Regions from separate parts of the Homo sapiens genome. Here region 1 is linked to region 2. A link is an interaction called in ENCODE POLR2A ChIA-PET data of the cell type or tissue named here. Cell type or tissue: MCF 10A. All regions are shown on one strand. Links, peaks and the distances in the headings refer to the core of each region. The heading gives the core; the rest is flanking DNA. Region 1 overlaps POLR2B (RNA polymerase II subunit B). Region 2 overlaps IGFBP7 (insulin like growth factor binding protein 7).

Region 1 (2,814 bases), core at 145-2,644, 59 kb before region 2:
GTACCTGGGATTACAGGCACGCACCACCATGCCAGAGTTTTTTTTTGTTGTTGTTTGGTATTTTTAGTAGAGACGGGGTTTCACCATGTTGGCCAGGCTGTCTCAAACTCCTGACTTCAGCTGATCCACCCATCTCGGCTTCCCAAAGTGCTAGGATTACAGGCGTGAGCCACCATGCTCAGCCAATGTTAAAACTTCTCACTGGAAGTGTTTGAGTAGAACCTAGGTGACCATCTTTCAGGGTTATTATGTAATGGATTCTTAAATGTGTCGGAGGTTGGATTCATTGACCCCTGGGTCTCTTCCATTTTGACATATAATACTAGGTGGTTAAGGTTATGGGTCAGATGCTACATATGTATAACTCATGTGATAACATTTAGAGTTTAACTCAGATCCTTAATGCAGTTACTCTTGTCCCAGATTCGTAGTTTAAATTGTCTCCCAAATTTCAAGTAAATGAGAAATTGTTGGTATAGTCTCAGCCCTTTTGTTAAAAGAAAATAGACTTTACCTTTAGAACCATGTGTTTTTAGGTCTGTTTTCTATCGCTCATACAAAGAACAGGAGTCTAAAAAAGGATTTGATCAAGAAGAAGTTTTTGAGAAGCCTACACGTGAAACATGCCAGGGTAAGTGACACTAACATTTAAATGATGGAATCCAAAGTTAACTTACTGTGGTTTTCCTAAGTGATTTTGATGGGTTGTGTCACCCTGTGCCTGCCCCTGTCCTCCTCTCCCTTTTTTTGTGCAATGAAAGTGTGTTTTCATGTTATTCTTAGAGTTCACATCTAAGAAAACATGTGTATTTGATAAAAGTCTTTGCACCTAGGAGTGAGCTTGCTATAGACCTTCCTTCCTGGTAGGTCCTGCATTGAGGAGGGAGTTTAGGAAATCAGAGAGGTCATGCAATTTCTGGGGACACACTTCACACCTGTCCCCCTTCCTTTCTAAATTATGGTGTGATCATAATATTTGTTCAGCCACATTGTTTGTAAACATTTAAAAAATAACCAGTGAGAAGAGGATACCTAGCATTTGTTGTTTCTTCTAGAAAACTCAAACTTACTTTCTAGTTATTTATTTTGACAGACACTTAAAACCTGCTTATGCAGTGGGATGGATGGGATGTTCCAGGGAAATGCAATATCTCTGCTACAGTGTTGACTCTGAATAGCATTGCATGAAGTAAAATGTATTTTGTTTCCTTTGCCATCTTCCTGTTACTCCCCTTCCATTGGGTGGCTCTGTGTAGTAGTGAATTGATGTCCAGTGGAGTTAAGATTGAGTTAAGATGAAATCCACAATTTCTGTGGGAGGATGTGTACAGAGGGCATCCATAGATACTCTCTTTTTAATTTAAAAAAATTTTTCTCCTGTACCCACTGATGGCAGAGATATTCTTTCTCTTGTAATATAGAAATCAGAAGATGACAAAAAACATATCCAAAGTCACTCGATAAATGTCTGTCATGGAAGAATCTGCTTTCCCAGTGCTGATTCCAATGTTCTTTTCCTTCATAGACTTTTTTTTTTGTTTTCTGTGTGGGCTGTAGTATTAGAGTTCAGAATAGTTTGTAATATTTGGAATAAGGGTGTGATTCATGGTATAGAGACTCCTGTGGCCTTCTCTCTGACTTGGAACTGATTCATGTATGTGGTTTTTAATCTTTGTTGGGGATTATGTGACATTCCGTGTCTATTTCCTCACAGGCATGAGGCATGCCATTTACGACAAGCTGGATGATGATGGTTTGATAGCTCCAGGGGTTCGTGTATCAGGAGATGATGTTATTATAGGCAAAACAGTCACCTTGCCTGAAAATGAAGATGAATTGGAGAGCACCAATAGACGCTATACCAAGAGAGACTGTAGCACTTTTCTCAGAACTAGCGAGACGGGCATTGTGGATCAGGTTATGGTAACTCTCAATCAGGAAGGATATAAATTTTGTAAAATAAGGGTGAGTACAACTTTGTTCATGTAGCTAGTTTTAGAAAGTAAACCAAATCCACTTAACTAACTTATTTTTATATGAATTTAGGTACGCTCTGTTAGGATTCCACAGATTGGAGACAAATTTGCTAGTCGACATGGTCAAAAGGGTACTTGTGGTATTCAGTATAGACAAGAGGTAGGTATCTTTGATCTCCCTCATGCCCAAACCAGTTTTGTTAAATATTTTTTTTTTAATCAAAATTTGCTTTAACTTAAGAGCTCAAAGATGATACAGGTTGAACTTTTTGATTTTATTGTTGAATAAGTATATGAACATACCATGTTTAAACAGAATTTGGGACATACAGTAATTCAGTTGGGAGAACTGAAATGTCAGTTCTAGTTTAGTATATGTATCTTTGAGTCCCTTTTAAAATTTTTCTTTGTAGGATATGCCTTTCACCTGTGAAGGTATCACCCCTGATATCATCATCAATCCCCATGCCATCCCCTCTCGTATGACTATTGGTCACTTAATTGAATGCCTTCAAGGGAAGGTAAGAGATGTTCTTCAAAAATATAGATTCTAAGCTGATGCTTCTTCTAAAACTCTGATAGGTGATTGCTCTCACATTTGAGCCAGGGTACTTTGTAAAAAGCTAGTGTGAGACTTACTTTTCTGCTTTCAAATTGCTTATGATTCTGCCATTTTTTTTGGCAATTTGCAAAGTTATGGACAAGTCAGAATTTTTGTGAGATATACTACATTCAACTAATACATATGTGATTTTCCTTTTGACTAGTTCTTTTCTGTAGATGAACAGTTAATTTGTTGATGGAGAGTTCAATGTGAACTTAATAATTTTATAGTTCT
Region 2 (2,814 bases), core at 72-2,571:
TACTTTATCTCAGTAAGAAAAGCAAGAAATGTCTAAAACTGAGTATGGGAATACTTAGGACTTTAAAATGAGATAATTTCTCTACCTGTCTAAGATTCAAAGGAGGGAAATTGACACTGCTGCATTCTACTCACATTGCCCGAGTGCTCCAGCCTACAGGGGTTATAGCTGAAACAACGGAAGCTGATATATTCAAAAGAATATTGATTGCAGACACACGAAGGGTTTTCCTAAAGTTGGTATCAGAACCTTTCTTCCAATACTGAGTCCCCATCTTCCCATTTAGAGGAAGATTTTGAGTGAAATTTATTTTATTTTTTGAGACAGGATCTCACTTTTCACCCAGGGTGGAGTGCAGTAGCATGATCATGGCTCACTGCAGCCTCTAACTCATAGGCTCAAGTGATCCTCCCACTCCAGCCTCCTAAGTGGCTGGGACTACAGATGTGCACCACCACACCTGGCTGACATTTTCTTTTCTTACTTTTTATTTAGAACTGACCAGAGAGAATACTAGTCTTACTCACTCACCCTATGCCTACCGTGCACACCGATCCAGGAAATGTCAGGAGACAAACCAAACAGCCAATGAAAAGGAAAATGCTAAAAGACATTAGCTGGATCAGCACCACCAATGAAAGTGTGTTGGGTCACAAAAACGACCTGCAGCTTTCCTTTCCACTGCCAAGGGGATATCTCTGTTGGCTTCCGCTCATCAATCTCTCCTCCTTGGCCCTGGCCAATGTTCTCAGAATGTCTCCGGTGGGCTGAGGATGCTGACAGATGCCATCTGGTCCTTCTCACCTTTCCTTTCCTGGAAGTCAACACCCATTTCCTCTATGGAGCTTCCCCCTTTTGTCAGCAGGGGAAGTGAAGATCCCAACCTGGGTACTTAAAATGGGCCTTGAGTGATACTTTCTGGAACATTCTTAGCTTCAGGGCAGGGCCCAGGGAAAGTGCCTCTAATGATCCTAATGTTAGTTTTAAACTTGCTTGGTAATCACTTTGGAATTGCCCATTTTTTTTTCACAGAGCTTTCTGGCCCATACTCAGCTATGGGTTCTAAGTCTGAAAGCCTGTTAGGGCATTAAAAATGACAGCTGTTAAAATGCTTAAGAATTATGAAGGGAGGAAGCTAATGCTTAGATTTACCCCCCACCAGCCCCTCCCACTCACACCATAGACCACATATTTTCCCCTCAGAAAGGAAAACATTCCTGACCTCTGTTTAAATGTTTATCAGAAGTTGTCTGGACTTGTAAATTCTCTGAAGTCACACTCTTTATTAGTCACATCCTTCTTGGTGTGTGGTGTGACCCTTCTATCAGGGCAGGGGGAATGTCGGGCCTTGTGCAGAAATCATTTGGTGCGGGAAACATCAACCACCACCCAGAGATTTTCATGTAGCCCAAACACAAGCAGAAGCTGAGCAAGGACCTTGAGCTTCCCCATGGTGGCAGGGCTTCCGTTTTGAATATGTGTGAAAAAAATTCCTTAGTTCTGAGTCCGCTGGGGCCTTGATTTTAAAACAAAGCCCCAGCATGAAGTCTGGCTCCAGAGAAAGAAAAGTGGAAGTTCTAGGTCCTCAGCACAAAATAAAGGACTATTCAGAGTTCTATTCTGGCTCCAAAGTGCTGCTGCTTTGGGTTTGCAATTGAATCACCCTGCCTTCCTGGTCCTTTGACGTTGATAACTTAGCTTCTACTTGGGATTCTGTGTAAACAGTTTGCATCCAACAGACTTTGGCTTACCAGGTGAAAGGCACTGTTGTAGAACCGACTCGGGGATGCTGGTGTGTGAGAAAGAAAGGTACTACTAGAGCAACAGAAAATGCACTGATTAGCAAGTAGGGGAAGTGGGTTTTGGTACCATTTCTCCCCACATTTTACTTAGTCCTCAGTTTTTTCATCTGTAAAATGGAAAGGTTGAAGCAATGATCTAGGAGGTCCTTTGGGGTCAAGAATCCTCTTTGTCTCTACATCAGAAGTGGAGGAACAGGTGTGAGTTTCAGCCCAAGGAATATCAGTTATAATAAGAAAGACTTTCCTGAGAGAAGGCTGAGTTTACAAAGGATGCTCTGTGATTTTCCTCTTTTGACCAGTGTGGGTCCCAAATCGCGGTCTCAGAGAGCTCTTCTGGGACCTGCGTCTTTGGAGTTGCCATGTTTGAAATCTCTTAGACTAAGATGATACAGGGAAGTGGTTAGGGAAAGGTTAATGATGAACTGAAATATCACCCCAGAATCATTCTAGATCTATGAGTGTATAGTTTTAAATTTGAATCAAGTTTTTGGTAATTAGAAGAAGGAAAGAAAAGAACCTTCGAAATTTAGTTATGAGGAATATCAATGATGTAGTGGTTCAGTATTCTTTTAAAATATTTTGTTGCTATTTAAAAAATGCAAAAGTGCATGCTCACTGTAACAATTCAAATATACAAATATATAAAGAAGCAGCAAGTTGTCTACTTTTACCTCCTGATAATCCTAACCCCCCAACAACTTATATAAACTGTTTATACATATAGTTTTTATTTTTTTAATGAAAATTTCATACCTATTAACATGCAAGCTGCTTTAAATTTTTTTTAAAGTTTTATTTTAAGACACAGGGTTTGTCTATGTTGCCTAGGCTTATCTTGAACTCCTGGCCTCAAGCTTCCTGAGTAGCTGGGTCTACAGGTGTACACCACCACACCTGGCTTAAACTGCCTTTTTTTCAGTGAACAATCCATGTATTATGTATTAGCTTTATTAGTTCAATACACATAAATCAAATTCATTCTTTCCAATAGCTGCAAAATGTCCCCAAACAT

The links. Peaks named below come from ENCODE experiments on the same cell type or tissue, not always from the same donor. Only the 100,000 strongest peaks of a DNase experiment are listed, where the experiment ranks them.
Region 1: POLR2A ChIA-PET joins it to region 2 with 5 read pairs; 6 of 35 experiments call an interaction of 5 or more read pairs at or near these places.

Annotation. Positions count from the first base shown.
Region 1 is chr4:57,021,616-57,024,429 of GRCh38, forward strand. POLR2B (RNA polymerase II subunit B) reads left to right here. Exons shown (of 25, transcript NM_000938.3): 18 at 537-631; 19 at 1,715-1,965; 20 at 2,047-2,136; 21 at 2,390-2,497. Among named protein-coding and RNA genes, the nearest start is that of POLR2B, 44 kb to the left of the region's middle. RefSeq lists a silencer at 468-762. In MCF 10A, for the core only: no CTCF peak of the experiment used is centred there; a DNase peak (open chromatin) is centred at 1,656.
Region 2 is chr4:57,080,227-57,083,040 of GRCh38, forward strand. The region is part of intron 1 of IGFBP7 (insulin like growth factor binding protein 7); the gene reads right to left. Among named protein-coding and RNA genes, the nearest start is that of IGFBP7-AS1, 28 kb to the right of the region's middle. In MCF 10A, for the core only: no CTCF peak of the experiment used is centred there; a DNase peak (open chromatin) is centred at 1,265.